2 separate regions of the Homo sapiens genome follow, and region 2 is linked to region 1. A link is a contact called in ENCODE Hi-C data. All regions are on one chromosome and are shown on one strand. Each heading gives the region's core, a stretch centred on a gene start or an enhancer-like site at or near the end of the contact. The rest is flanking DNA. Distances are from core to core; before and after follow the strand shown.

Region 1 (3,179 bases), core at 139-2,638:
TTTTGTTAGTATGGGAGAAACGGCACCCTTTTATACTAATGAGAACTAGTAACAACAAAAAAAACCACGCTGTAGAAGACAGAGGGAAACTGCTGGATGGGTGCCTTGGAGGAAGCCACAGGCCGGGGATTGGATGCACAGGGCAAGGGGCGCTGAGGGAGGGTCTGGCTGCAGCTTGCTCAGTGAAGCAAGAGGCAGGGTGAGGAAGGGGTGAGGCGGAGGAGCGGCTCGGGGCTGGCTGCAAGCTAGGAGCTGGGAGCCACTGACGCCCAGGGACAGAAGCTGGTGCTGCAGAGAGGGGCGGCGCAGGGAGTCCCTCTTCTTTTCCTTTTTAAAATAATTGCTTTACTGAGATATAACTCACACATCCTGAAACCCACCCTGTAAAAACACGATTAACAGAGTTGTGAGCTACCACCACCGTAATGCAAGGGCACGCCCATCCCCCCGAAAAAGAAACCCCGGCCCGCCGCCGGCGGCCCCCGCCCTGCACCCAGCCCCGGGAGCCCAGTCGGGCGTCTGCTCTGCGTGGCCTGTGCCGGGCGCCCCGCGAGTGGGGTCCACACCACGCTCCTCCGAAGCCACGGTTTCCCAAGCGCGGTCTCCAGGTCCGTCCGTCCGCAGCCGACCTCGCACTCCCCTGCGTTCGAGGCTGCGGACTTCGGCGGCAGGACGGACGGCGCCTCTGCTTCTCATTCCGCCCAGGGCCAGCCCGGGCCCAGGGGTACCTGCTGTGCGTCTGGCGCCGAGGTGGGCCCCGAAGACCCCCAAGCCCGCCCAGGGATTCCCTTCCCGAGGCCGGAGCGGGGAGGCGCCGCGGGGTTCAGGGCGCCCTGCGCGGGGCGAGCTCGGGGGCGGGGGCCCGCGCCCGCCCGTCTGGGCGGTCCTCACCGGCCCTCTGCAGGTGAAGGGACCTGGCTGCGAGCCCGCGGGCGGGCGTGGCGTTGAGGCCCAGACCGGAACTTCCTTTCGGCCTCAGTTTCCCGGCCGGCCCCGCCCCCGGCGCCCGTACATGCGGCCCCTTTAAGGACTTTCTGCGCCCTCCCGCCTCTTTTTTCTCGTGCGTCCCCCTCCCCACCCCCGGCAGCCTGCCTCGCCCTCGCCGGGAGCGCGCCTACGTCACCGCGCAGACCTCGGCCGCGTCTTTGCGCCTGCGCCTCCTGGGCTGGGGTGAGCCATTGGCTGTCGAGCTCAGGGCACGTGCTAGGGGGCGGGGCCTTGACCGGAAAGGGTGGGGCAACGGCGAGAAAGGCCGCGTCGAGCGGTAGGTGCAGTCGTCGCTGTGGTGACCCCAGGTCCTGATGCGTCCGGCCCAGGGCCAGCCAATGGCGGTAGAGGTCTTGGGCACCTGACAAGAGGGGCGGTCCCCCCGCCGGAAGGGGCGGGGCGAGGCGAGCGGCCGCGTCAGCGGTAGGTGGGGCTGTGGTTACGCTGCCGGGCGGGGGTCGCGCCGGTTCGGTCCCCGGGGCTCTGCGGGCGCCGGGCAGAGACCTGCGGCCAGGGCGTGTCCCGTGTGCCCGAGAGCGCCGGCGGCGGGGCCGGAGGGCGGGCCCTGGGCCGAGTGACAGGCCGCAGCCCCCCGAGCACCGTCGAAGCCGGCGCGCCCGCCCGGTGCAGCCGCTGTGCGAGAGCGACCCCGCGGTCCAAGCCTCGCGTGGCCCTGCCGGGCCCCTTCTTTCCCCGAGTAGGGCGCAGCTTCCCAGCCTCCGCCCCGGCCTCGCCTGGCGCTTCCTTCCGGGTCCTTCGGCCTTTCCCTGGCGGTGCGGCAGGCCCTCGCCTCATCCCACCAGGCACGCCGCGGTGCTCGGCCCTGGGTATCCGGGCAGGCTGCCTCCGTTAGGGCCGCCCCTGCTCTCCGGACGCGACTTTTCATTGGTCTCAGAATTTCTTGGCTCCTCTTGGCCTCTGCAGCCTTGCTGGAGGCTGCCCTGCGGAATCTGAGTGAATAAGGGAAACAGCAACAGTCACGTTGGGGAAAAGCTGATTCGGACAGCGCCACTGGTTCCTTTAACGCACGACCCTCAATGCAGCGTCCCACACACGGGATTGTAGAGGTCCCGAGTTTAAGGTTCACTTTTAAAACTGCAATCACCGCCGTAAAGGCCTTGCTGGACACACATATTTCCCAGAGAGGCACCCACAGATGGACCCCAGCCTCAGGGTCCTCCCGGAGCTTTCGGTTTATAGTGGAACCCAGTAAACACGTTAATAACACCGAGAGCTATAAAATACAGATGGTGATATAGCATCTCTGCCTTACTTATTTCTAGATATGGATCAGAAACTTTCGAAGTTGGTAGAAGAGCTCACAACTTCAGGAGAACCCCGACTAAATCCTGAGAAAATGAAGGAACTGAAGAAAATTTGCAAGTATGTCTTAGGGTTCAGTAACAGTAACTGACTGGCCCACTGAGCCCAGGACACACACAGGGCCCTGCCCTCCTGCCCCCACCTGGGAGAGAACCACCCGAGGGACACACCCAGGACATTTTCTCGGGGCCCTGCAGTACCCGGCTCTGACGGGTGGTCATGTTCTGGGGTCGGGGCGTGTGGCGTTGGGGACCCCACTGCTCTGTGGTTGGTGCTTCTCTTCATTCCCATTTGTGTGGTCTGGAGCACATCCTGTAGGAGTTCTTGAGTGCACAAATGTGATTCAGAGAGAAACGTGCATCTTTTTCTTTGCTGCTGGACTTTTCGAAGGGAAAGAATAGAGCTTGCTGATGGGCGAGTTGGTCCATCGCCTTTAGGGTATGTCCACCTCTGTTCACTTCCTCCAAGGAAAACGCCGGAGGGGATCTCTGCCGTCACCCTCAGGCAGCCAGAGATTCATGGGGGAAGCAAAACTTCCCCTCGGAGGGTGGAGCATAAGTCGAGGACACTGATTATTCTGTATCCTGTGTTTGTAAAATGGCAGTTTATAGATTGTTTATACAGTGATGGAGTGTTGACATTTTGATAGAAAATTTCAGGTCAGGTTTTGTGGCCTGCGCCAGGAAATCGAATTCGCAATGGTTTATGTGGGGTCAGGAGCTGGGAATAGGAGCATTCAGGAGGGGCTGGGAGATGTCCCGAGCTCTAGGCCTTCCTTCCTTCCTGCAGCAGGAGGCACCCAGCTGAAACAGTGTGCGTGCTGGGCGGTGTGCGTTGTGCCAGGCGGTGTGTGTTTGTGCCGGGCGGTG
Region 2 (3,250 bases), core at 358-2,857, 2.2 Mb after region 1:
TGGAAGACTTGGGCCAGCACCCAAAAGGGAGCCGCTGGGGTTCCTGGGTCCGAGTGCACTTCCTCAGCGCCACCTCCAATCGGTCAGGGAGTCTATTTCGGGCTCCCCATTCCTCATGGGGAGGGGGGACTCCACCCACTCAACAGATGCCCAGTGCAGTGGGCACGGGGAGGCAGCACTGCATCCCGGCTGCTCCTGGTCACACCTGTTCCCTGCTGCTGGGAGGCCATCAACACATCCAAACCCAGCCGTGTCCCCAGCCCCTCCAGAATCCCTTCCTCCAAGAAGCCGCCCTGCCGCTCCAGCCCAGAGCGTTCTCCCACCTCCCACCTCCGCAGGCTGAACATTACGCCTGGGGCTTGACTGCTGGTCCCAGGAGCAGTTCAGGAAGGGCCTGTGGAGCTGATGCCCAGGCGTCAATCCCCATCCCCACGCAGTCTTATAACCGTCTGTCGTCTGTCTGTCCCCCACCTGTTTCTCCTCTCCCTTTTCGTTCCAAAAGTTCCTTCTTATTCTGCAAATCACTTACTTTCCCTCTCAAAGACTCAGGAATGCTTAAAACTGGACTATTGAGACAGAGATCTAATCTGACTCCTGCATTTGAGATGAGATAATGAGGCCCAGATGGTCGGCATAGTTCGAAAACACCCATTTCAGGTGTTTTCAGGAACACCTAACAAATGAAGCAACCGTATCTTAATGAAGAGAGCAGCTGGCCCAGGGTCACGCACCAATTAGGAAGCTGTTGTCCCGGGGGGCCCCACCGGCCGAGCCACCTTGGGGGTGCCCTTTCCCCTCGGGGCCTCCGTACCCTCATCTCTCAAATGAAGGAGAGGTCAGGTGAGCGCCCTGTTAAGACTGACTTTCAGCATTCCCAAGGTCGCGTTTTATGTGCTCTAAACCGATCCCATCTCCTCACCTCCTCATTTCTCGCTCAAATGAACAAGCACGGGCTTGCTACTGGGATTCCTTCTGTCCCTGGACACGTCTTTCTACCCAACATTTTGTTTTTCTTGTTTCCCCACATAGGGAGATAAGGTTGAGGGAACAGGCAAAGGCTCGGGAGGCAGGAGACCTGTGATCTAGCCTGGTTCTGTCCCTACGCTCGGGTCAGCAGGCCGCCCAGGCTGGGGAGGGCGACACTGACCCTCGGGGTGCCGGCCGCCACCTGCTTCACACGGCGTCGTCGCCGGCACGGGTACCTTTCCTGCTGCAGAAGGGGTCGGGGCGCCCCACCTGACACTTGGGGGAGGCTGTGCCAAGGACAGGGCGCGTAGGGCACAGGTGCCCCGGCTGCGCCCCCCTCCGCCTCCGACCCCTGGGCCCCGCTCCAACGACCCCAACCACGGCCCCCGCCCCCAGGCCCCGCTCCACCGACCGCGGGCCGCGCTCACTCGCTGGGCCTTCTCCCACAGCTGGTTCAACTTCTCCATGCGGAACTCCTCTCCGGACTCGCGTTTCGGGGACGGCTTGGGCTGGTTCTTCTCCCGCGAGTACTTGCCGCCGTGGCTCGCAGCGGGCCAGGGCCCGAGGAAGAGCAGCAGCAGTAGCAGCGCCGGGAGCCCGCGCAGAAACGACCTGACCCTCCGCGGCGCCATCTTCCTCTGCGACTGGCGCTGCGCGGAGAAAACCTAGCCTGCCGATGCCCCGCCCACTACCCCGCCCCCACCCACCGCGCGGTCTCCTGGGAATTGTAGTTCCTCCGTGAGCGGCCGGCAGCGGCGAGGCCGCCGGCGGACTCCAGCGCCTAGGAAGCCCTGCGCAGGCGCAAGCGTTTCCCAGGCAACCACGCCGCGGCCCGAGGCTGCAGACTCTGGCAGGGGATACAACTGGAGAATGAGGGTGGCCGGGTGGGAGCAGGGATCAGGCCTCACCCAGAGCCCGGAGCCTGGAGCCCGCACGACTCGAGGCCTCTTTCCCTCTCTGCCCCACAGAAAGAGCGGAAAGCCCAAGAACCGGGCCGCGTTTGGCTGAGCCTGATAATGCTCCGGCTTCACGCGCACTGACGCCGACTCTTGCATGTCCAGTGCCGTTGCGGGGTTGGCACTGCGGCCCGGGCCTGGCGCTGAGGAGCCTGGCCCAGCCCGCTTCTGCCCTCCGCGGAGCGCCTGGCCGTGGGTAAGCCCAGGCCAGGTTGTCCCGGGGACGCAGGGCCGCGCAGACGTCCCCCTACGTCCCGGGGCCCCTGCCCCAACCCGCGTCCCAAGCGCCTGCTCTCGCGCCTGCTGCAAGGCAGGACTTCGCGCGCTTTTCCCCAACCCATGACACTCTAGGAAATTCACAGAGCCAAAGTTAGCATAGACCGCTCGTTGGGGGCTTGGCCAGTGAGTTGGGAAGTGCCCTGGAGGTAGCGCGGGAAACAAGGGGAAGGAGGGAGACAGACAGCAGCTGGGCCCCTTTGGGCTCAGAGAAGGGACAAGGGGAGCTCATCTGGCAAGAATGATCTGAAAAGGCCTCCAAGGGTGGGCGGGATTTTGCGGGGGGAGGGAGGAATTTCCAACTGGAGGGACAATGACAAAGGGGGTGAATAGAGCCTGGGCATCTTGAGAGGAATTAATGTTAATTCATTTCCTTTTTTTGCGTGGGGGGATAGGGTCTCTGTCATCGAGGCTGGAGTGCAGTGGCATGATCATGGCTCACTGCAGCCTCGACCTCCTGGGCTAAAGCGATCCTCCTGCCTCAGCCTCCCAAGTAGCTGGAACTATAGGTGCGTGTCACCACGCCCAGCTAATTTTTGAAATTTTTTGGTAGAAATTAGGTCTCCCTATGTTGTCCAGGCTGTTCTCCAACTCCTGGGCTCAAGCAACCCTCCCGTCTTGGTCCCCCAAAGTGCTGGGATTACAGGCGTGGGCCACTGGGCCTACCCTAATTTACATTTAAATTGTATCTTGTGTTGTTCCAGAGAAGATTTCAGGTCCCTGGAATCAAGGTGATCTGCTTCTGTCCTGTGCTGCTTTTCTAGTATTTTCAGAGCCATCGTTTCATTTCTTTTTTTCCAGCTGTTGAGTTGTTTCAGGCAAGAGGGTAAATTCAGTCTGTTACTGCATCTTAGCTGGAAGCACAAGTTCCCAATATGGGATGTATGGGGGAGAGGAGGTAAAGGAATCCCCCAGGAGGGTGGTGGAGGGAGAATGACCTCATGCGAAGTGACTCCAGAGACAGATCAAATGCTGTCATTGCCATCATTGCATGTTTTTAAGCCTCAGGACAGAATGGCCAGGTGAGCCTGGCCTAGATTCTCACCTGTGCC

What was found. A loop is a pair of places that touch in the nucleus more often than their neighbours do. Pooled maps may share reads with other maps.
Region 2: a map of B cell shows a loop between it and region 1 (23-fold over the local background). The contact joins the promoter of LRPAP1 here to the promoter of UVSSA in region 1. A Hi-C loop is called at or near these places in 1 of 168 maps with a recorded cell type or tissue (B cell), 2 of 37 single-sample maps with no recorded cell type and 11 of 50 pooled maps.

Annotation. Positions count from the first base shown.
Region 1 is chr4:1,345,820-1,348,998 of GRCh38, forward strand. UVSSA (UV stimulated scaffold protein A) reads left to right here and starts at 1,389. Exons shown (of 14, transcript NM_020894.4): 1 at 1,389-1,941; 2 at 2,271-2,370. The coding sequence starts at 2,273. RefSeq lists enhancers at 1-152, 1,998-2,077 and silencers at 448-537, 758-1,087, 1,328-1,767.
Region 2 is chr4:3,530,815-3,534,064 of GRCh38, forward strand. It overlaps LRPAP1 (LDL receptor related protein associated protein 1), which reads right to left and starts at 1,608. Exons shown (of 8, transcript NM_002337.4): 1 at 1,395-1,608. The coding sequence starts at 1,598. RefSeq lists silencers at 1,098-1,347, 1,788-1,847 and an enhancer at 1,388-1,597.